3 separate regions of the Homo sapiens genome follow, and all the other regions are linked to region 3. A link is a loop called in an ENCODE intact Hi-C map of the cell type or tissue named here. Cell type or tissue: ovary. All regions are shown on one strand.

Evidence for each region. Hi-C counts contacts between places; a loop is a spot of excess contacts. Peaks named below come from ENCODE experiments on the same cell type or tissue, not always from the same donor. Only the 100,000 strongest peaks of a DNase experiment are listed, where the experiment ranks them.
Region 1: it touches region 3 in a loop (4-fold over the local background); 53 of 110 quality-filtered maps call a loop at or near these places.
Region 2: it touches region 3 in a loop (1.8-fold over the local background); 10 of 110 quality-filtered maps call a loop at or near these places.

What each region holds. Positions count from the first base shown.
Region 1 is chr22:43,226,743-43,234,742 of GRCh38, forward strand. It overlaps SCUBE1 (signal peptide, CUB domain and EGF like domain containing 1), which reads right to left. Exons shown (of 22, transcript NM_173050.5): 8 at 5,011-5,133; 9 at 2,330-2,446; 10 at 632-754. Among named protein-coding and RNA genes, the nearest start is that of SCUBE1-AS2, 18 kb to the left of the region's middle. RefSeq lists an enhancer at 1-256 and a silencer at 4,501-4,795. In ovary, a CTCF peak has its summit at 4,669 (motif pointing right); a DNase peak (open chromatin) is centred at 4,677; H3K27ac peaks cover 2,096 bases.
Region 2 is chr22:43,284,850-43,292,849 of GRCh38, forward strand. It overlaps SCUBE1 (signal peptide, CUB domain and EGF like domain containing 1), which reads right to left. Exons shown (of 22, transcript NM_173050.5): 4 at 6,197-6,331. Among named protein-coding and RNA genes, the nearest start is that of SCUBE1-AS1, 13 kb to the left of the region's middle. In ovary, no CTCF peak of the experiment used is centred here; DNase peaks (open chromatin) are centred at 4,862, 5,082 and 5,585; H3K4me3 peaks cover 719 bases; H3K27ac peaks cover 3,273 bases.
Region 3 is chr22:43,342,344-43,350,343 of GRCh38, forward strand. SCUBE1 (signal peptide, CUB domain and EGF like domain containing 1) reads right to left here and starts at 1,029. Exons shown (of 22, transcript NM_173050.5): 1 at 831-1,029. The coding sequence starts at 918. RefSeq lists a silencer at 4,171-4,316. In ovary, a CTCF peak has its summit at 4,226 (motif pointing left); DNase peaks (open chromatin) are centred at 323, 1,078, 1,676, 4,278 and 1 weaker place; H3K4me3 peaks cover 1,812 bases; H3K27ac peaks cover 702 bases.

The sequences.
Region 1 (8,000 bases), 120 kb before region 3:
GGAGGTTCCAGGAGGGCAGGCCCACAGCCCCAGCACCCAGACAGGGTCCCATGTACAGGGAACCAGGGAACGCAGGGGCCCGTCCAGAACTCAGCCTAGGGGCACCCAGTGCTGCGAGCATGCCTGCAGAGGGGGCAGGGACCATGGGCTTTCCAGGAGGCACTGCCACATCCCCTGCAACTGTGCCCCACTGAGGCTGCTGCACCCCGAGTGACCCTCCTCCTCCCCCTCAGCCTCCTCAGCAAGACAAGGGGAAGCTACCAGAGGAGAGGCCTCCACACCCACTCCCTCTAAGCTTCCAGCTCTATGGAGACATCAGCAGGGTCCCTGTGCCCCACGGCTGGGCTGCACATGGACCTGCAGATCTCCTCTGTGCCCTCCTCCCCACTTCAGGTCCCTGTTGCAGTGCCTCTGGCTGACACTGGCATGCTCTGCCTGGGACCCCCTCCTTTTCTGCAAGTCCTCATTCCCATCAGCCATACCCCAACAGCAGAGAACCTCTGCCTGGGAATGCAAGGCCTAGAGGAAAGGGAGGGGCTGTCCTGCTCACCCCCACCTCAGAAAAGCCACTGTCCCTCCCATCCAAGCCCAGGTGCAGGGGAGGGGCCAGCAGCACAGGGCGGCCACCTACCCACGCAATCCTTCCCGTTCCAGTGGAGCCGCCTCCCCGGGGGACAGACGCACTCGTAGCTGCCCTTGGTGTTGACGCAGCCCTGGTCACAGCTCCCGTTGCTCATGCTGCACTCGTCCACATCTGGAAGCACAGCGGGCGTAAGGGCAGAGGGGAGGCTGGCGGCTGGCGGCTGGCAGGGGAAGGGACCACCCAGGGCAAGAGGGCAAGAATCTCCTGACCCCACCGAGTCGGACAGCATCACGGGATGCAGATGAGCAGTGCACACGCCACACGCACACACACGCGTGGGTTTATAAGGCTCCTCACAGACCCCAGCGTCCCTTCCCCCAGGAACCTGGGTGGTTTTCTGAACTCAAGCAGCTGCACCCCAGGCTAGGGGGCAGAGGAGGTAGCACACGATTAAAGTTCCAACCCAACCAGGTTTTGTGGCGCAGGGAATGAGCACTGCTCCAGGGATTGTGAAACTGATTTTACCGTGGGACTCTGGACAAGCCCTTTTCTAGCCCCGGGTCCCCTGTGGTACAACAGACACCAGGGTGAAAGAGGTCACCGCTAAGGCCTTTCCTCCTCTGACCAAAAGCACCCGCTGAAGCTGGGGGAAGGGGCTGGGCCCCACATTCTGTTAGTTCTTGAGCTGCCTGCACTCGGCAGGCCCAGGGAAGGGGTGCCCAAGTTTTCGAGAGTCTTTCCAGAAGAATCTGTAGCCCGCCTCCAGAAGCCCAAGCACCAGCTATGTCCTGATCACATTCTTGCCTGACCCTGTCTGATCTTCAAGTGGCCTGGCATCGTGAGTGTGGCTACCCCCAGGTCACAGAAAAGGAAGAGAGAGGGGGACCGTCCTTGGCTTCCTAATCTTCACCCACCATGCCCATATAACACCAAGTCCCAGCAGCCTGGCTCTGACTCCTAAATACATCTAGAATCTTCCTCTTTGTTCCGTCGCTGCCCACCCTGCCCCGGCTCCAGCAGTGCATGCTCCCATGCCTGGAGCTGTCTTCCCAGTGGTACCCTGGATTCCACTCTCCTTTCCATGTGGTCACTGGGGCATCTAGTTCCATGAACTTGACCATATCACACCCCTGCTTAAACCCTCCACAGGCTTCTCATCTGACTGGGAATAAACCCTCAACTCCCCTGCGGGCTCACGCAGCCTGCATGGTGGGATGGCGCCCCCTATCCGCATCTTCCTCTGAGCTCCCTCCTGTGGGCTCCAGTCCTGTGGCTGCCTCTCGGTCCTTCTGTCCACTGCTTTCTCATGCGGATCCCTCTGGAGTGCCTCCCTACCCCCAGCCAAACACTCCCCCTTGAGGATCCCGAATTGCCCCTCTACTCTGCCCCTCTCTGCTGTGAGCCTCCCTGGAACGAGCTGTCTGGAATTTCCATGTATTGGTGCCCCCGCTCCTGGCCCGAGTTCTCTAGTAAATGGGGTTTCCAGCCCCGTGCCCATCTGGCCAAGGCCTGGCACTGGCAGAGACCTGCTACCCACCTCTAACCGTTCCCTGCTACCCCTTGTCTCCCCAGCCCTGCCTCACTTGTCCTTGGCTGAGCCCCTCTGCCCAGGAGTCCCCATCCTTGCTGAGGCCTCAGGCCCCCCAGGGTTGAGGGCAGGGTTGGGATGCGGGGTGCAGTGTAGGTGGCCGTGCGGCCAGGCGCGTGCCTCGGGGGGGAGGTGGCCCTGGCGGGCAGGCTGCAGACCTCCGCAGTGGGTTGTCCCGTAGAGGATGTAGCCGCGGTGACACAGGCACTGGAAGCTGCCCGGGGAGTTGATGCAGATGTGGTCACAGGTCCGCTCGAAGGAGCACTCGTCGATGTCTGCGTGGCCACAGGGAGACAAAGTTGGGGGAGGAGTTTGAGGGAGTGGTGGGTGGGCACGGCCTGTCACTCTCAGTCACTCAAGGCACATCTGTGGACACACAGTCCCTGGGCGCAGGCGCAGCACAGCACCGACCCACAGGAAATGGGAGACTCCTTGCTGCTCGACTTTCCATTGTGTCTCCATTAGCCTTCTGTTTCTGGGTTGGGAGCCACCTCACGTCTTTTCTGGAGACGAGCAGGGCAGAAACATTGTGAATGGAAGGGATTATTATGAATCTCTGCCATTTTACTATCTCACAGTCAGCTCCAATTAGGAGTGGTAGAGAGGCATTGAATCCACGCCTGCAGGAAACGGACTGCAGCTGGCCCCAGGGCCCTGGGGAGGCAGCTGACTTGGGACATAAACCTAGGCCTCTTGGATGCTGACCAAAGCATCTTTCCCCATCACCCCATGATGTTTCTTGAGAAAATAAGGAAAACCACACAGGTAAAAAGAGAAGAGGAAATATGCCACCCATAAAGGTCAAAAAGGGAGCTCTGATAGAATGTGAAATGTGATGATGAGCTTCCTGGCAGCCAAGGTAAAAAGGGAAAGAGGGAAGGTCATGGGGTGTTTGTTCCTGGAAAGGAAAAAATGAACCACCATGTTGACTGGAGACAAGTCTGTCCTGGCCATAAATTCTGAGGAAAATGGCTGTTATGGGACAGTTGATGGGGACCCCTGAAGGCAAAACAGACGCCAACCTGCCCCTCCTTGGGCATAGCAGTTAAGAGTTCATTCTTTGAAAACATTAGCTCATGTAATTTCACAAATATTTGTAATATACGCGTATTTATAAAACCACTAACACAAGGAAGAAATTGTGCATGGTGCTCAAAGGCGAGTGTGCTCCCTCCCAGGGAGGATCTGGGACCTCCGGGTACTTGCGGCACCTGGGCTAAAATCTGAAGGATGGGACCAGCCTGGAATGAGCGAATGAATGTGGAGGAAGGGTGCTCCAGGCAGTGGCTAGGAGGTAAGAGCATGGGGTGCCCAGGGGATGCACCTGTTCCCTTGGGCCCAGCCCCATCTGAACTCCCCTCCCCTCCTAGGAGCCACCCTGGCAGGTCCACTTGTGTGGAGCCCAAGGGGGACTGGGGTGGTGTCTGGGGTCCCCTGAGTGCCAAGCAAAGGAGCATGGACGCTTCCCTGCTGGACCTGTGGAGCCCAGAGCCCCAAGGCCTCAGAAAGATGAGCCTGGAAGGGGGTGGAAAAGATACAGGTGGGGGTGGGGCGGGTGAGGACAGGGCCTCACAAGCGATCTCACCTCCTCCTCGACAGCCGCCTGCCTCTTTCAGGGGGCAGCTGGGATGCAAGGTCAAGGGCTCTCCTCAGCCCTCTGCAGAAGAACTTGGCAAGGCCAACAGAGAAACAAAGTCAAAGTCAGAAGAACCCTGATAGGGCCTGGACAGACACTGTGCTCCTGTCTAGACCTCAGGCCCTGAGGAGAAGACAGGGCCAGGATGCCCGTCCAGGGACGAAGAGGCTGAGCCTGGGGAAGGCAGCGGCTGGCCTGGGGCACACATGATTCTGAGGACGGCAGGCCCTGGCCCTACTCTCGCCAGCCTCCTGCTTTTACATTCCTCAGGGACCTTGTGGGAGAACAGCCCTCGCTCCTCAGGGCCTCACCCTGCCCCGTGCCAGCCCCTGAGCTGCACTGACAGGCAGAAGCACAGCCTGGTACCCAGACAAGGCCACATGCTGCCCGCAACTGCTGGTACCCCGTGGGCAAAAAACCACCAGAGCACAGCTGGATAATCGTCAGGGAAAGACAGCCCCTGCCCTGCTACATGGGGTGCCCCACCCCCTGCACTTTCTCCCAGTGTGGGGCCCACAGGGTACCTGTCTCCTTCCTCATGGCCTCATCCGGCCCCACCAAGTTCCTTGTGGTCCCCTAAACCTCCTCAGGCCGGCAGCGCCATCTCCTGGGTGGGTTTACCTCCCTGGCTCCTCCTGGAAAATCGCTACTCACCCCTCAGGCATTTCACCAACGGACCCTCCCCGTAGCCTTCCCTGACCCCGCTCTGCACTGCCAGCCTCTGGGCTCCTGCTGCATCCTGGATCCCACTAGACTCTTCCTGGGCCGGGATTCTTGGCTTCTGCCCAGACCCCTCCTCATTATCCTTGTTCCCAGCAGGTGAGGATTGTTTGAGAGCGCCTGCCTGCAATGTGCAACGCTTTCCAACAGATGGCAGCATCCCACCTCCGAAGCCAGAGGAGTTCGATGCTGGGAGGCCCGTGGGCCACCTGGGAAGGGAGGGGCTGGGTGAACTGATGAGCTGGGCCACCGGCTCCCTCTGCCACCTGGGACATGTGCTGAAGCCCTCTCGAGCCTCAGTGTCCCATCAATAAAAGGAACAGATTGGACTGGATGTCCCCTAGAGTCGTAAAGGACCCCATTCCCTCGGGCCCAGCCCCATCCGCATTCCCCTCCCCTCCTAGGAGCCCGTGTCAGCCCAGGAGGGGAAGGGGCACGATCCCGCTGGGCCCGAGAGCCACCCGGGGCATGGCAGGGGCTCACCCTGGCAGGTGCGCTCGTCGGTGAGCAGCTTGTAGCCCTTCCGGCAGCCGCACTCGAAGCTGCCCACGGTGTTGCGGCAGAAGTGGTCGCAGCCTCCGTTGTTGACCAGGCACTCGTTGATGTCTGTGGGAGCCAAGGGGGATGGAGGAGTGAGAGCCAGGAGAATCAGCTTGTGTGACCAGCGGGGGGACGGCAGGCTAGCGGCAGGGGATGACACTGCCCTGAGTTGCCTGGTGCCCACTTCCCAAGCTGGCTGCTGGCTCCCCAGCTGTGCAGAGGGGTGGGGGCCCTGTCTCGCAGGGGTCAGGGTCGGGGCTGGGTTGTACTGGGAAGGGCCAGCTCCCCAAGCTTCACCACTTCCCCTGAGACTTGGCAAGCCTGGGATGTGAGACATTGAGTAGAGAGGAACTGATGGCTGCTGTGCCCGGCAAGAAAGCAGGGACAGCGACTCTCCCATGTCCTCTCTTCTGCAGGTTCAGGGAGGCCGCCTGGCCAGCAGGGAGGCTGGAGCAGGCAGGCACCACTTCTGGTGACCTCGGCAAGCTCCCGGACCCCTGAGCCTTGGTCTCCTGCTTGCAGAGCGAGGACAGGAAGTGCACCCATTTTGAAGGATATCACGAGGACTAGGTGAAAAAACACTTCCACGGTGCCGGTGCTTGGTCAGCGCTCAAGAAACTTTTTTCAAAAAGTAGGTGTTTTTGCCTCTGTTTGAGGAGTAGACTGAGGCTTAGAGAGGGAAAGCACCTGGTTCAAGAGGCTTCAAAAGGTAAGTGGGGAGCTGGGCTATGCAGCGGGCCTGACGCTCCCCCCTTTCCCAGCCTGACTCCCCGCCTGTTTGTTTGAGCTGCTTCTTTGCTTAACAGTGAATGAGTTGTAGTATGCTCCGAAGGTTGCCTGGCCCGATCCCGTGTAATAAATGATGCCATCCTGAGCAACTCTGCCAGTCAGCCTCTGCTTGCACACCTCCAGGGACAGGAAACTTTCTCCCTCCCAGCATGGCCTGCTGGCCGATGCCTCACAGATGTCTTCCTCACCCTAAACACAGCCCTGACCCCTGTGAGCCCCCATGCTCCTGCTCCCTTGTCGGGCCCATCTGGGCTTTGCCCTTAGGCCTTGGGCCAGCCTGGCATTCTGTGCCATTAGAGGTCCCTGTCCCCAAGGGGCCTCTTCTCCAAGGGACACAGTCTCAGCTACTCCCAAATTCCTCCTGGGTCCCGACCTCCAGGCCCCCATGCTGGCCACCCCCTCCAGACTCTCTCCAGCAGTGAGTAACAAAAATAAGAGGTTTTATTTCTACACTGCAGGGTGGCTTAAAAAAATAATCAGTGCTGGCCGGGCACGGTGGCTCATGCCTGTAATCCCAGCACTTTAGAAGGCTGAGGCGGGCGGATCACCTGAGGTCGGGAGTTCCAGAGCAGCCTGGCCAACGCGGAGAAACCCCATCTCTACTAAAAATACAAAATTAGCTGGGCGTGGTGGCGCATGCCTGTAATCCCAGCTACCCGGGAAGCTGAGGCAGGAGAATCGCTTGAACCCAGGAGGTGGAGGTTGCGGTGAGCCAAGATTGTGCCATTGCATTCCAGCCTGGGCAACAAGAGTAAAACTCCATCTCAAACAAAATAATAATAATAATCAGTGCTGCCTTTCACGACGGTGGTCTCACCCTGACTTGCAGAAGCAAAAAGGAGGTAGCGGAAGAGGCCCTTCCAAGGAGGACAATGGGAAGATCAGCTCTTGTTGGTCACCAGCCACGTCTCAGCAGACCTGCCAGACGCAGATTCCAGCATCTGCAGAGCCCGTCCTGGGCATGGTTGCTGAGCCAGGTACCTGAAGGGCCCTGTCCAGTGTCACTGGCACCGCTCTGTACAGAAGGTAAGTCTGCCCCCACTTTAAAGATGGCACTGAGCCCCGTAGAGGCAACTTGTTCCTGGCACTGCTACTCTGACCTCAGGCCGGCCCATGTCGCTCTCACTTTTTCTTCTTCAAACCAAACAGGCTGGACTCCATACCTGCCCAAAGTCCTAAAGCAGTGTTCCCAGGCAACATCCCCCAGTGATGACAAAACCAGGCTATTAGAGGTCAATTTCTGGTCAAGAATATTAGAGGAGTGCAGGGCTGGATGCCCACATGGCTCTCTGGGAGCCTCGGGGAGGGACATGGCATGTACTTTCTGGTATCATCTCGTGTGACCTTCAAAACAACCCAGACAGCAGGCTCCCATTTTACAGATGAGGTCACAGCACCACACGCAGGAGCCGGCTCTCAGCCAGCACCATCCGAACCCAAAGACGGGCCTGCTGCAGCACATCACGCTGGCCCTGCAGCCACCAAGAAAGAGATATGAAGCCCAGCTGTGCTGGTCCAGGGCGGAGGCTTAGGAATCTCTATCATTCCTTCCCCCCGAGCCCCGGGATTATAGGCAGATGGGGAATTTCTAGATAGAAGTCTCAGGTAGAAGAACAGAGGCCCATCTTGACTCTGCCTCAGTTGGCTGTGTGATGCTGGGCAGGGAAAGGCACCTCTCTGAGCCTTAGGATCCCATCTGCAAACTGGGCTGCTAAATGGTGCCTCTCCTAGCATCGCCTCTCCCAGCATCCTTAGCAAACTGAAATGAGCTGAGGCTGCTAAGCAGACAGGGGCAGCACGTGATCATTCTCACCACTCCTGCCTCCTCAGTGGAGCCTCAGGCCTTCCAGAGCCCCCAGCCCCATCCCCTGCCCCATCTGGGCCTGTCTGCTAAGGGGCTGTCATAGCAACCAGACAGGCAGAGGGAGGCATGTCTGCCTGAGGCCCGGGCTGGTGTAGCTGGCTGCCTGGGGGTCAGGATGGAGGGAAGCCCCCTCCTCACACTACCTCAGGATATAGTGAAGGGGGTGCTGGGCTCATGGCCCCTGGGGTGCAGCTTTTGCACCTCTCTGCCCTTCCGCTCCTTCCTGGGTTCCCACCCCACCGCCCCACACCAGGCAGCCAGCACCACCTTCCGCACACAA
Region 2 (8,000 bases), 57 kb before region 3:
ACCTCTGACCCTGGCTGTAGGACAACATCACTCTTGATGCCAAGTCTTGAGCTTTGTGAACAGTGGGCTCGAGACCCACGAGGAATGCCTGTGGAGGGAGGGCAATGCGGTTTCCTACACGTATTTATGCACGTGTTTAAACAAACTCCGAACGTTAACCAGAAGGTGAAACGCACTTGGGTAAACTCATGCAGTCCTTGCGGGGAGAACCTCAGGCTGCCCCACGGCCTGTTCCAGTGCATAAAACCCCAGCAGAGCAGCTGCACAGCAGGCTTTCTGTGCACGTGGCCTCATTTCTCCCAAATGGGGGCTCTCATCAATAGAGGACCCCTATTGTCTGGCCCCCTGCCTGGCCCAACCACATGGTCCACCAGCCCACACTGACCAATATCTAACAGCACGACCTGAGGGCGCTGTGAACTGAGTGCTGTCCCGACGCTCCTCAGTGTCCACGCTGAACTGCTCACCACCCTGCCTTGTTCCCAGACCCATCCTGGCTCTGCCCACGCCCACCTTCCTCTCTTCCTTCCCCTCTCTGTCCTTTCCAAAGGCCCAAGTTGGCAGTGGGACTCAGAGATGTGGGGAACATAGTCCCTGCCCACAGGGAGCTCCCAAGCTGCAGGGACACGAGCACCATGAGGCAGAAAACCACTTTCTGGAGCTTGCCGCCAGCAACAATAGGGGGCGGGGGACAGAGGTGGCCACTGGGGCACAGAAGAGGCAGAGCCCAACAGTTTTCCCTGAGGGCTCAGCTCAGAATGGGCTGTCCAGTGGGTGGGATACTCTCACAGGGGACTAAGTGCGGGAGCTGTCAGTAGACAGGGCGGGGTGAGGAGCAGGGCCCTGGTGCTCCCTCTGTGTTGTGACTCCTGATTACCTGTGCCCAGCAGGGACACCTCTGCAGGTGTACTCAAACCTCCGCAGGAAGGATGGGTGGTTGGGCACCCTGGAGGGCTGCCCCGAGGCCAAATAGGTGCGGGAGCTCAGCCGATGAATGAGGGACGATGGCCATCTTGTTGGGCCTCAGGTTTTGGCATGTACTACCTTGTGCACAGATGAACCTGGGTGCAAGGACCACCAGCTCGCTAGTTTGTCGAGGACAAAGCTGGCCTCTTGATCCTCTCCCTCCCCTCTCCCTCTGCTGAATGAACAGGCTCCTGTGCAGCACCTGGCACGTGTCAGCAGAGCCTCGTTCCAAGAGCTTCCAGGTCCTGACTCTGCGGCCGGCTTGTTGTGGGGCCCTGGGCCAGGCCCTGCCCTCTCAGGGCCTCATTTCCTCATCTGTCACAAATCACATGAATAAGAGCCCGTGTTTATTGAAACTGTCTTTTCAATACCTTTTTAACCCTACGAAGCAGGTATTATGACTATCTCCATTTTACAGATGAGACACAGAGAAGTTAAGTGACTTGCTCAAGGTCACGAGATGGTCCATGGTAGAGCTGGGGTTCCAGCCTAGGCCACTGGGCCTGAAGCCCCGCTGTGAGCCTGTGCTGTCTCCTACAATGATGGAGACAATGCGACGTTTCCTCTCACTTTGGTGCCTTCCACCAAGGCTGAGGCCAGCCCACAGGCGGCGTCTGATGAGGCTTCAGAGCAGAGCCCTGCAGGACAGCCTCCTGCATGGAGGGCCAGTGGCATCTCAAACCCAAAGCTGCTGGCAGCCAGTGAGGCCCAGTGTCAGTGCTGGACCCTCGGAATAGCAACAGTTCACCAGGTGGAGGAGGAGACCATGTCACGAACGTCTCTGCTGCTCAGATGAGAAGACCAAAGCCATAGAATCCCCAGAGCGTTTCCCCTCAGCTCATGACTGTACAGGAACTCTTAGGACCCCTACTTAGCATGTGATCCCCTGTCCAGGCTGAAAGCTTCCCAGTGGACCATGCCTCGGATCCTAGGGGCTGGCAGAGCACCTGGCACACGAATAAATGAATGAATGAATGAATGAGCAGGTAAATACAAGTGACCTGCATTCACGTAGCTAGTAAGACTGAGGCCTTCCAGAACCCTTTCTACTCCCGGATCGATTCTGGTCAGAATTCTACATTGAGAGAAAAGGAGACAGTTCCTCCAGGAGGCCACATCTTCCTGTGGCATCAATCCGTCAGAAGTTACAGACAAGAAGAGCAGTGTGGGAGAGGGAGAGAGCCTGAAGGTGCTGCCTTCTAGATACACCAGGCACAAGGGTGTGTGATGGGGGCAGCGGGTGGGCCCCTGGGGCTGTGGCCAGAGGAGGGATTGTCAGTACTTATTGGGCTAGGGCTGAGTGGGAGGTAGGGGGTGCTATCATGGGGCCAGAAGCAGTGCTCGGAAGTGCTGAGTGGAGGGAAACTGGCCAGATTCCAACATCTCGGACTCCCTCCTGCCCAGTGTGGGCACAGAGGAGGAGCCTGTGTGTGTCCCCCAAATCAAGCCTGTGTTCTAAAGACCTGAAGAAGCTGCCTGCATCAGTCGCTACTCCTAGGACAGGTGCTGCCCTTGATTGACCAGAGCAGTTTTCCGCGAATGGGGAAAATTCGACAGCTAGGCCCTTTTTACAGCTGAAAAGGCCCAAGGAGGCAAGAGTAACTGTGCAGAGGCCACATGGAGAGCTGGAGCTGAGAACCTAATCCTCCCAAGCCTAGCCAGGGTCGCAGCCATGCCTTGGCCCAGGGTGTGCTCTGGCGCCTAGAAAGCAGGGCCACTCAGACGGGCTGAGCCCTGTGTTTCTCAGCCAGGAGTCTGGACCGACCTGGGCCAACCCCTCTCATGCATCTGGTTCCATCTAATCAAAACCAGCCTGTGTGCTTTTCTCCCTGTTCAGGGGTAGGCTCCAAAGAGCTGGACAGGCATGAGGAAGAGTCAGGTGATAGGGGGAATCTAATTTGCCAAATGGCTCTGTCTCCTTCAGCCCTCCCAGGAGCTATGGGAATCAGAGGTCACTTGTCTGCAAAACAAGCTGAGTCTTAGCTCCTCTGACATGCTCTAATTTTGAGCTATAACAATCATGATTGCAGTTGACACTAATGGTGGGCAATTGTCACAACAGACTGAGGCTCAGAGAGGTAGACAACCTGCCCAGTCCCCAGGTCCCTGTCTCCCCAATGGGCATTAATGGGCCGCTGACCACTGTGCTGTGTGCTTGCTCTGCCCTCTTCAGGACTTCCACACAGCCGTGGAAACCCACTGGAATGCTGCACCTTGTCGTTCGAGAGCAATCTGATAAGTTATCTGTTGTTTTTTGGACTGATTTCATTGCCCAGATCAAAAAATCAGGAGAGGCCACACAAAAATCGTAAGGAGAGAAGGCACTTCTTTAACCGACACGCTGGTTAATGCAGATTGGGACTGAGGCCCCCAAATCCATATTCTGGTTAAAGCTGGACTCCTGGCTTCCTGAAAAATCAGGATCTGACCACCTGGGGCATCTGGGTGGAGTGAGCCATGTGTGCCCAGGGTCCCACCCAACACCAGCCACTGCACAATTTATGAGATGCCAGCCCCTGGAAGTGCTGGCGTTCTCCCAGATGGCCTCCCCTCTCCCCTAAGCATCACTTCCTACCTCTGCTCAACCAGCTTTCCCACAGCTGCCCTCCACCCAAAATCCAAACTCTTGCCACAGCCCACCAGGCCCCATGTTGTCCAGCCCCCACCTCCCCGCCTCGGGCTCCTCCCGCTTCGTGCTCTCTGCTCCTTCGTCCCACCCTTTGTTCAGCTTTTCACGTGCCCATTCCCACCCCAGGGCCTTTGCACGCGCCCAGCCTGGCACATTCCCCACAAGCTTCCCACCTGGCTTTCTCATCAGCTCCAGCACCGTCTGCTGCACCACCCGTTTCTTTCCTCTCACACCGCATCACCTCCCAAGGAGCGGGCCCCATAGCTAGCGTGCCTGGCTCAGATCCTGGCTCTGCCTCTTCCCTAACTTCGCTGGGCTTCGCCTTCCTCAGCGTCACAACCCAGCCTCGCCGGGCAGTGGCAAAGGTGGAGTGAGCTTGTCTTTGGGCAGTGCTCAGGCCCGTGCCTGGCTCAGAGTAAGCGTGTGGCCCCAGCAGCCCCTGCTGTCGCTGCTCCCACGTCATCCCCTCCCCAACCCCAGTCCTGTAGGGGACGCTAAGGTTTGTAACCTCCTCAGCACAGCAGATGCTTACAGGCCAAACCTGTAACAAACAGGCTGTGGCTGCGGGTGTGATCTGCCCACAGCACACCCTTCTTTCAACCAGGGGCCTCAGCTCCACCTGGAGTCCTGCTGGGGAGAAAGCCGGGCTTCAAAGGAACAGAGCACACACAGCCTGGCTGAAAAGGAGGCTCACGCCACCCTGGCCTGGGACTTTACAGCCTGCTCAGAGCAGTCACTCTGTGAACTCCCCTCCCTGGATGAAAGCAGAGGCCCCTCCCCGCACTTGCTCACTCTGTCCCCATCAATCTGCTTCTTATACAACCTGTTGGGCTCAGAGTCCTGGTTTATAGGGTTTGCCTCCACCGTGGGCAGCTTGGCCCCACAGCCCACAACTGGGAGGTCTTACAAGGCGCAAAACAAACTCCTGATGCCCGGGAGCCACCTGGGTGGAGTGTGGACAATGTGACAGCAGCAAGTGCCAGGAGCCACGGAGCTCGGGCTTTCTGTTCTTCTGGGGACACCACAGAGCCATGATTAGCAGGCCCGTCCTGCCTTTGAGGCAACAAACACTAAGAATTCTAAGGAGCCTGTTCGAGTATTTCCACTTTATTATCCTGAGTACTTTTTAAATGTTTTTGCTTTCACTTTCTCAGGAACTGTTTTCTAATGAAACTCATGCCTGGGCTGGCAGACTCACACCTCACAGCCTCCTGCCTGCTCACGGGAGGCTGGAACCTCATCCCATGGTCCTGCTCCATCTCTGAACGCCCTGCCGGGTAACACCACTTCCCCATTTTGCAGGCGAGGAATCTGGGGAGCAGTCAGTAGAGCCGCCCATGGGAAGGCTTCCAGCGTGGGAGAGGAGGAGCTGGATTCACACAGGGTCCGGCTGGCCTGGAGCCCAGTGCGTGCCCTTTGGTTCCCCATCTCTCAGCGTGAGCCCCTCTCTGAGCCTTCTGCAGGTGCTGTGTACCAGAGAGGGGCGACCTTCCCAGGAACGCCCTCTATGCCCGCAAGCCTCCAGCGCCTCCTCCTTGTTAAGGGTCAGCAATGGGGGCGTGCCTGAACTGGGGCAGTTCTGGCCTTCTTCCTTACATTTATTCCCTTGACAGCTCACGACAGCCAGGCCCTGGGAACCTTGGCTCCTGCCCTGCCCTCACAGCACACTCTGCTTTGGTACACAGCCCTGCCTCAGATGCCTGCCCTTGCATTATCTTAAGCAAGAGATGTGCCTCCGCAAAAGCTGTTCTCTGCCTGGAAGCCCCTCTCCTCCAAGCACATGTGTCCTGGCTCTCTCCTCCAAGCACATGTGTCCTGGCCCTCTCCTCCAAGCACATGTGTCCTGGCTCTCTCCTCCAAGCACATGTGTCCTGGCTCTCTCCTCCAAGCACATGTGTCCTGGCTTTCTGGACAGCTCTGCCGCCACCTCACAGCTCTGCTGCCCTGAGCCGAAACTCCAGGATCTGACCACTGATGCCGTAACACCAAGTTCCTTTGCCTGCTGGGCTTGGCTGGTGGCCAGGCTCCACTTCAGCCTGGGTCTGCCACCTAGTGCTCCAGCTGGTGGGGTGTCTTCCTGGGGCCCTCTGCACCTCCCCAGGCTGGCCTGCCACACTGCCTGGCTTCCAAACAGCAGGCGCCCGACCACAAGGACCCTCTCCTGGCGGGAAACCCAATGAACATGCAGCAGGGAGTCGCTGGTGCTGCCAGGCTCATGGAGACAGAGAAGTTGGCACACAGCCTGGATAGCCTCAAGCCCCCTTTGGAGAAGGAGCCCATGGAGAATGGGGCCCCACTCTTCCTGGCCACAGCCAGCCCCCAACTCAGAAAGGAAAACAGCTCCTCTGGTCACATGTGCTACTTGCGGCCCCACATATAAACACGAGAAACACCCGCAGCCCTAGTGTAGCAGGTAGAGGGAAGGAACTGGAAGGAGGCCCATGCAGAACCAATACCAGACGTGCAAAACAGTCATTCAGACTACCACCAAAATTCCCTGCCTTGACCTTGAGGGCCCCAGAATTGAGATGTGGAGAAGGGGACTCTGGGGGCTGCCCATCCTGGGGGGGGACATGCCTGGTCAGCATAGGCTGTACTCACCATTGGAGCGGTGGATGCAGGTATGCTGGTTGTCACTAAGGAAGAAGCCACTGTGGCACTGACACTCGTAGCTGCCCATGGCATTGACGCAGATCTGCTGGCAGCCACCATTATTGTCCTGACACTCGTCCACATCTGTGAGAAAAGGAAGAGAAGGGGACCAGAGATCACACCTAAGTTGGAAGCAGGGCATGAGGGGCTGGCGGGACAGGGATGCAGTGAATTTCCTCACATGGCCCTGAAGGGAGGGACTCCAGAGAGGGCCTCCCTGGTGCTGTGTGATGGTGATACTGTACAGTGGGCCTCCACGGCCCTGCACCATGGTGGCACTCTACAGTGGGCCTCCATTGTGCTGTGCCATAGTGGTACAGTGGGCCTCCATCGCTCTGTGCTATAGTGGTACGGAGGGTCTCCATCGCGCTGTGCTACAGTGGTACAGTGGTACAGTGGGTCTCCATTTTGCTGTGCTACAGTGGTACAGTGGGCCCCCATCAGGCTGTGCTACAGTGGCACGGTGGGCCCCCATCGCGCTGCACTACAGTGGTACGGTGGGCTCCCATGGCGCTGCGCTACAGTGGCATGGTGGGCCTCCATCGTGCTGTGCTATACTGGTACAGCGGGACTCCATGGTGATGCTGCACGGTGGTACTCCCGAGAGCAAGTCCTGGAAAGAGTCCAGTGGCTATGATGCTAGCTCACTCCAACTCAACAGTGCTGTCTGAGTGCCCAGCACTGTTCTAAGCATCTTACCTGTATTAATTCCTTTAATTCTCACAGCAACCCTGTAAGTCAGATCCAGGTACCAGTCCATTTTATAGATGAGGAAACTTAGGTGCGGAGGGGCAAAGTCACTTGTCTAAAGTCCTACGTATGGTAAGTGGCAGAGGCAGGATTCAAACCCGGTGGTCTGACCCTGAAACCTCAGCTCTCAGTGACGTCGCCAGACCCCCCACTCTAGGAAGACACAGCAGCCTGCAGCAGCTGTCCCCAACACATGGAGCTTTGCCAGCTGCAACCCCACGAGCCCCGTCTCTTGACTCAGCTCAGGTTTACCATCAGCAGCACAACACGATAACAGGCTGGAGCACAGCACAGTGCCCCAAGGCTCTGTGCCCTGCAACTGATTTCAAAAACTCCGAGAATGAGGAGGTTTTTATTAAGAAAAGGCCCTGACCTCCGGCTGCCAAGATGGCTGTGGAAGGCTGCCAAGTGGTCTTTCCCACTCTCGGGGAGAGGCAGACCTCAGGGCCGACACTCATTTCTGACCAGAGGCCGCTGGCACAAAGGGCGCTATTGGCTGAAAACAGTCTTTATGGAGTTCTGGTCTTGAGCACAACAGCGTGTTTCAATTACCAGAGTCATAACCCCCTGCTCTGTCAGTTTGTTTAATGAAAGAAGGGCTTCTTAAACCTTAATGTTCCATGTCTGTATTGTCATTTTAATAGGCAAATATATAAAACCACAAAGGCGGCGTGAGCTACTGGCTGCTTCTAGCCAATCCCCGGTCCCTAACACACACACACACACACACACACACACACACACACACACTCTTCGGTGTTGAGCTTTTGATACACTTCTTTTTAACATAGACATCTTTTACTATTGGAACCAAAAGGATGTGAAAAGGTAAAGAGTTGGTGACCTGCACTGAACTGGGAGAGGACTTGGCTGTGGAGCGATTTGAGCCAGGTCCTATTTAGACTCATGGACGACAGACCACTTTACCACCTAAGACACCACACGGCTGCCTTTGAGGCCGACAGCGAGGCCATTATTCTTTGGCAAGCTCAAATGTCAGCCG
Region 3 (8,000 bases):
GACGTCCCGCGTCCGGACTCTCCTCCCTGTGTCTGTCCTCCGGATCCTCTGCCTTCCTTCCCTCTGTCTTTCCTCCCCGTCCTGTCAGACGGTCCCGGTCCCTCGTCTGCGGCTTTCCAGGTATCTCTGTCCCTCTCTCTTTCCCGGTCTCCCTCTCACCGCCCCCCCCAACCCCGTTTTTCTGCGGCGTCCATCTGTCCCCCGTCTCCTCCTCTCTCTCTCCCTTATCATCGGTGGGACCATCCCTCTTGATTCCCCCTGATCCACCGGCCTCCTCCTCCTTCCCCGGGCGGTGCGGGCCTCCTCTCTACCCTTCCGCATCTGTCTTTTCTCCGGGCTTCCTTTTGTCTGCTCCCTCGGCGCCGGCTCTTCTGTCCGTCTGTCCCGCACCTCCCGCCCCGTCCCGGTCTCTCGGTCCGTCCCTTTCCCCGTCCACCTCCTGGCGTGTCCCCCTCCGCCCGCCCCGCCCCGCGCCCCCTCTCCCAGGAGGAGCGCCCCTCTGCGCTCGGGGTCCCGCCCCGCCCAGGTCCGCACGCGGGGTCCCCGGGAACCGCCGCCTTTCTTCCTCGCTCCCGCGCTCGCGCTTCCCCTCCCGGGGCCCCGGCCCACCCACCCCTGGTGCGGCCCCGCCGGACTCAGGAGCCCCGGCCGCCCGGGCTGCGGGGAGGGGGCGCCCCGGGCCGGCCCTAGAAGTTACTTTGCAAAGAGGCAGGGGGCGCGGGGCCGCGCGGGGCGAGCTCGGGATCCGCGGGGAAGAAGCCCTCCGGGACCGCGCCTCGGCCGCCCGAGCCCCCCGCGCCCGCCGCCCCCCACCTCGGTCGGGGGCTTACCTGGGAGCCCGCTGCCCCCGGCCAGCCGCCCGCGTGTGCCCAGGGCCAGCAGCACGCACAAGTGCCAGCGCACGGCCGCCGCGCCCATGCTCAATGCGGGCCCCGCTGGGCGTGCGGGCGTGCGGGGCGCGGGGACCCGACCGACCGGCCGCTCCCGCAGGCGCTGCTCGCTGCTCGCCGCTCCGCCACCGCTCGGGCTCCCGAGCCGCCCAGCCAGCCCGGCTGATGAGCTGACAGCGCGCGCTCATTGGCCCGTGGCGTCGGAGGGGCGGGGCGTCGCCCAGGGCCGGCCAATGGGCGCCGGCCTCCGGCCCTCCGAGGAAGAGGGGGGCTCGGGCGTCGTCGGGGGGACCCTTCCCCTGGGGCGGGCGGCAGGTGGGGGGTGTGGGCCTGGCCGGCCGGCTCGCTAGGCGCGGGGTCTAGGCCAGGCTGGGGCTGCTTGGAGGCTGCGCCCTCCCCTGCCCGCGGCGCCCCGGCCCCCGCCGTCGAGAGTGGACGCCCCTCTGGGGTAACCCCTCCCGGCCCAGAGGCAGCCTCGGGGGCGGGGATCCTGCGAACCGGGGATCCCGTGAGGTCGCCCGCCATCCGTGGGCAGTGAAACGCGCCAGCGCGCAGAGCAGACTCGCCTGCGCTGCCGTTTGCTGGACGTTTCTTGAGCACCTACTGGGGACCGAGTGCGGGCGAGGCAGCAGCGAAGGAACCGGGAGGGGAAACCTCGTGAAGATCACTTGAAAATTGACGTTCAAAACAAACGAACTTTTTAGCACTCGTCAAAGGACAGTGGCCCGTCAGTGTGCTTGTCACGGGGCGGCCGCAGGACCTGCGTCTGGAACCGGGCGGGCGCCCGGGACGGACAATGCCGCTTGGCGGTCGGTCCCGCGGGAGGCCCCCGCACGGGGCTAACCTCGGCCGGCGAAGTTCGCTGCCCGGAATGCGAGGCCGAGGCCTCCCCCTGTGACAGACCGGGCGGGGCCAGGAGGAGGGGCAGGGCGGGCATCCCGGTCCGAAGACCCAGGAACTGCTCTGGCCTGGCCTGGGGTCTACACCTGACGCCTGGCGAGGGTTGGCTTCGGGTCTGGTCCCACCGGGCCTGGGAGGGACGGGCGGCTGGAAATAAATGGCCCCTCTCAGTTCCAGGCAGGACGCTTTAAGGGACGAAAGTTCAGCAAACCCCAAGGCCCATCTCCTTGACAACCACCAATAAGAGCTCCTTTTTTCTTCTCCTGCTCTCCAGGCCCAACTCAAAGACAACTCTTTTCTCTTTTTGTCCACTCTGCCTGCACCAGTTTGAGCCCCTCCACACCAGCTCCCTTTCCTGCCCCCAACACACACACGCACACACACACACACACACACACACACACACACACACACAGTCACACATGCAGACACATGCTCTCACGTGCAATCACTCAGACACAGCCTCACACCCTCACACCCTCCAGCACACACACGCTCACACATGCTTCTTCACGCCCTCATCCAACCTACCGTAGACGAGCTCCTCAGCCCTGGAAGGTTAAATCTGTGTCCAGCCAGCTCTCACACCCCATCTGACTTCACATCAGCTTGTGGCACGGGCCTGGTGGCTGAGGCAAGGGGTCCCCTACATGGGGATCGGGGGTGTGGGGGGTCCAGAGATGCCCAAAGAAGAAGGAAGCGCTGCCTGTTGTCTCCACTGAGCCCCCACCCCATTGCTCCAGACATTTCGGTCTGCACGGCTGCTCCTGGCTGCTGGTTTAATTTGGGAGATGCTGTTGACAGGCTTTATTTTGTCCCCGTCAATTGTGTAGCTTTGAGTTTCTGCAGGGGGTGGGGAGTTCCCTCAGAACCACATATTATCTTGTGCATTGGGCAACAGGGCAAGCAGTGTGAGGTGGTGGGGGAGGTTCTTCCAGGGGGCTCTGACCTACTTGAAACAATGCCCTCTAATGTGCCTGGTCATTAGGCACCCCCCCGCCCAGCCCTAGCCAGGTGCCCCTCAAGCTTGATGGCAGCAAGAGAAGCTTCTTCCAGGCTCCATCCCCACAAATCAAGGCAGGAATGGAGGCAGGTTACTCTGTGACCCCTCAGCCCAGAGGTAGCTGTCCCTTGTACCAAGTTGTAGTCCCCAGCCTGCCCCCAAGCGATTGCTCAGGTCAAGTTTGCTGGTGAATTATCACCCTCTAAGGTGTGCAGGCAGAGAGAAAGTGGTTCCTTCTAGGCAGCTGTTGTCTATGTGGAGGACTCAGCGAGCAGAGGAGGAGGGAAATGGAGAGAAGACACACCTGTAAGCCCCTCACAGGTGAAGGAAAGGAGGCGGCCTGTGGAGCAGAGAAAGAGGAGGTCACTTCTGCCCCAGGGCGCCGTCAGGGAGGCCTCTTAGGACAGGTGACCTGGGCTAGACACAGAACATAAAGAGGATATTTGCCTAATGGATGAGAAGAACAAATAGAGAATCTGCCAAGGTCCATGAGTGAAGGCGAGGACTGAATAAGTGAGCCAGAGAATGTTCTGGAAGCATCTTGAAAACTGCAGAGCACTGTATGCACATGACAGTGATGTGCTGGAGGGCTGCGTGCAGAAACGGATGAGTCTGTTTTGCACTGCGGTGGGCTGGCAGGTGGGAACCCATAGCCAGGCCTCCAGCACGGGATGGCTTGGAACCTCTGGATGCCAAGCTGGGATAGTGGAGGCCGAAGGCTGCTGAATTGCACAGTGACTTTGGCAGGGAGCACACTATGGCTCCTGTCACCTCCAAATGACCTATGAGCTCTCTGTGTTGCAAACAAGTCATCTCTTACCCCTTTGGGATGTAAGGGATGACTCAGCTTTATGTTCTGTCATCTTTCTAACGGTCCCTAGCCTCACCAAACTGCTGCAAAGGGAACCCCACAGCTGTCCTATTTTTCACACCCCAGAGCCTGCACCCTTTCCCCTGCCAGGAGCACCCTTGGTTTCCCTTCTTCACAGGGCCCACCCCTCCTCTTCTGCCCATACCCTGACCCCTGCCTCCAGCTGGGTGTGAGGCTTCCTCTGGGCTTCCGCAGTCCCCTGGAGTTACCTCATCAGAGCTTGGCTCGCTCTGGGTTTTACCTCTGTCTTCTCCTAGACTGGGGGTTCTCGAGGGCAGGGCTTGCAGCTGATCTATATCTGAGGCCACAGCTCCTAGTTGGGGCCTAAGAAATTATTGCTAAATTAGTGAATGAACGAACAAAGAGACAAGGCAGACATCATTTAACTGATCATTCTTATTGCTCCAGGAAAAAGGAACAATAAGCCAAAGGAGGATTTAAGCCAAATCTTTGGCTATTTGACAGGGTCTTGAGAGTGAATCCAACTGCCTACTCCGTCCTGCCCACCTCCACGTCTGTGCCTCGGTGGGGAAGCTGGTCCAACCAGTAGGATGGCAGTCGTCAGGGGCCCAGAGTGGCTGACCTGGGGCCCTTTGGCTCCCCCTGGTGACGCCTCACACAGGTCTCAGTGGAAGAGGAGGGAAGGAAGCTCCCCTCTTGCTTCCTTCCAGGTACACCCTCTCGGACCCAACCCCAGCGGCCGACCCCAGTCCTCAGCACTGGGAAAGCCAGAGGCCCTGGACCCGGCAGGTCTGCTCTCAGACCACACCCTGTAACCTTAGCTAAATCTACTGACATCTCTGTGGGTTCAGGTTCCTCCTCTGTATAGGTGACCTACCTCTTAGAGTTGTCGGGAAGATTCAACACAGCAGAAATGGTGTGGAAGCTCTCCAAACCTCAGTTTTCTCATCAGTAAAATGAGAGTGATGCTAGCTAGTGTTTTTCACTCACCCGTGGGGAGGATTCAGTGAGATCTTGTACATAAAGCCCTTAGGACATGCGATGATTATTCTTACTACTACTATCACTACTGCTAGTACTGGTACTGTTACTAATAGTAGCAGATGGTAGTAATATACAACCAGTTAAGAACACTTCACAATTTAAAAACTTCCTCATGAAGAATTCTCTTGCTTAATAATAGTTGTGGAAGTTCTTTCAGAAAATAAATTTCTTTGCCAGCATAAAATGTCATTACATAGATGTCAAGCTTCCATATTGATTCCTTTAAATGCTTTTGTCATCCTTTCTGTCTCTCTGTCTCTCTTTTTTTTTTTTTTTTTGAGACCCAGTCTCGCTCTGTCGCCCAGGCTGGAGTGCAATGGCGCAATCTTGGCTCACTGCGACCTCCGCCTCCCACGTTCAAGTAATTTTTGTGCCTCAGCCTCCCGAGTAGCTGAGATTACAGGCACACACCACCACGCCCAGCTATTTTTTGTGTGTGTGTGTGTGTTTTTAGTAGAGACGGGGTTTCACCACTTTGCCAGGCTGGTCTCCAACTCCTGAGCTCAGGCAATACACCCACTTCCGTCTCCCAAAGTGCTGGGATTACAGGCGTGAGCCACTGCACCCAGCCATCCTTTTTTTTTTTTTTAATTAAAAGTGAAATTGCATAATAGCCTCCTCTGGTTGCACATGTTTTTAGACCTTTGAGGGTAGACTTTTGCAATCCCTAAATGACCTTCGGCCACACAGGCCCATTTCTTGGCCTGACCTGTCAAGTGAGGGTCTTAGTTCCCAGGAACCCACGTTCCAGATTCTGAGACGTCCCACCTGAGTTGTGTCACCCAGCATATTCTGACCTGTTGCTGCTGTCTCCTTCCGGGGGGGTAACAATAGTTGACGTGTGTTGAGCATTATATATACCAGACACTCTGCTGAGATGTCCCGGGCGTTATATCTTCTAAGCTTGTGAGCCATCTCTGCTTCACACCTGCAGAGATGGGGACTCAGGCTGCCTGCCCAGGATCCCAGAGCTAGTAAGTGGCAGAGGTGGGATTTGAACCCAGGTCTGTGTGACCCCCCATGGCACACTCTTAACCATTCTTCTTTAATGAAACACACTCAGAGACTCAAAGGGCTGAGGGGCGTGGGGGTGGTAGGGCACTCCTGGCTGTAATGCTTCAAGTTTTACTTTTTTAGTTTAGATATTGAGAAAAGTGGTTTTCACATAGTGGCTGACAGTGTTTGAATTTGTGTTCCCACCTCTGCTAGTCTGTTTTCATCCTGCTGATAAAGGCATACCTGAGACTGGGCAATTTACAAAAGAAAGAGGTTTAATTGGACTTACAATTCCATGTGGCTGGGGAAGCCTCACAATCATGGTGTAAGGCAAAGAGGAGCAAGTCCCATCTTACATGGATGGCAGCAGGCAAAAAGAGAATGAGGAAGATGCAAAAGCGGAAACCCCTGATAAAACCATCAGATCTCATGAGACTTATTCACTACCATGAGAACAACATGGGGGAACTACCCCCATGATTCAATTATCTCCCACTGGGTCCCTCCTGCAACACGTGGGAATTATGGGAGTACGTTTCAAGATGAGATTTGGGTGGGGACACAGCCAAACCAGATCACCACCCAAATCTCATGTCCAATTGTAATCCCCAATGTGGGAAGAGGAAAGGCCTGACGGGAGGTGATTGGATCATGGGGGCGGATTTCCCCCTGGCTGTTCTCATGATAGTGAGTGAGTTACCACGAGATCTCCTTGTTTAAAAGTGTGTAGCACCTTCCCCCTTGCACTCTTCCTCCTGCTCCTACAATGTGAGACGAGCCTGCTTCCCCTTCGCCTTCCGCCATGATTGTAAGTTTCCTGAGGCCTTCCCAGCCATGCTTCCTGTACAGCCTGCAGAATTGTGAGCCAATTAAACCTCTTTTCTTTATAAATTACCCAGTCTCAGGTAGTTCTTTCTAGCAATGCAAGAACAGACTAATACAGTGGTCAAATTGTAACAGTTCATAACTCACAGGGTTGGTTTTAGGGATGACTCAGTTTTATGTTTTCTCATCTTTCTAACAGTCCCCAAATCTGTTGGAACCGCCCTTCCACATGCCAAGGAGACACAAAAGACGAGACAACACCAAGAAGGACTTCCCGGAGTCTTCCAGCGGGAGCTGGAGGATTAGCTGCTTTTCCCTTGTAGCCACACCACGTGGAGCCTTGCAGTGTACCAGGCACACCTCCACCCATTGCCTCATGGCTGCAAGTTCATGGACACATTTACAGGAAAAGCTGCAGATCAATCCTAGAGATAGCCCAGCCTATGCTCTTCATTTGACAGCTGGGGAAACTGAGGCCCAGCCTCATAGATCTGCTGTCCCTTGGACACATCCATTTGGAGCCCCCTCAGGCACCTAAAGTCCACCAAGTGGGCCCTCAGCTCCTCCTGCCCAAGCCTGCTTCTCTCAGGACTCCCAGCTGGGGTTGGAGGATGCCTCTCATCTCCTCTCTCCACTCCCCACCCCTTGTCAGCACTGTGTTCGTAACCTCTCCTCTCTATCCCCTCGCCCACTGGCACCAGCTCTCACCCACTGAGACTCAAACTCATAACACCAGAGTAGCTAGAGGCAGCTCTCAAAGGGCTTGCCTGACCTCGCCAGTCCCTGCCGCCAGTAGGACAAAATCCACTCAAGACCCTTGGACATGGTGCTCTGTGGGCCTCTCCATCCTCACCTGCTGTCTGGTAAACTCCCACGCTTCATCTCTACCCCACGCCTCTGAGCCACAGCTCACTCCATTCCCTCTTGTTGTGATGCCCTTCCCCATCCGCTGCCTCTGGAAGACAGACTCAGGCTCAGCTCAGGGGCCCTGTTTTCGGGCACCAGCCTCTGTGCTGAGCCCCATTTGTGCCCGGCGTGCCCCTCCACCATGAGCACCGGGAGAGTGTTGAAACCTGGAACCTGTCGGCCTGTCGACGTCTTCCCGCTTAGATCAAAATGTTGTGGTATACCCAGTGTACAGCTTAGTTAGACATCCTGGGCACCTAGTATCCCTTCCACGTGTCAACCCAAGCCCTCAGAAGTGAACAGGTGACTGGCTGAGCCATTCATTGTAATCTACCTCCTAGCCATGTAGACAGGGACACACAATGGCGCCACACCAGTGAGATGCCTTCCTTGGGATTCTCTAGGTGGAGCTGGATGTGTGTGTGGGGTGTCTTCATTCCTGTGTGGGTATGAAGCAGTAAGGGACTGGTGGCCAGAGCTGCCTGTCACTGTGGTCCTACCATTGTGTGGACGGCTTGCCTGGAGGAATGGATCCGCCAGTCAGAGAGAGGCAGAGAGGAGAGTTGGAGAGGGAAAGAGGAGAGAGAGAGAAAGTAGAGAAGGA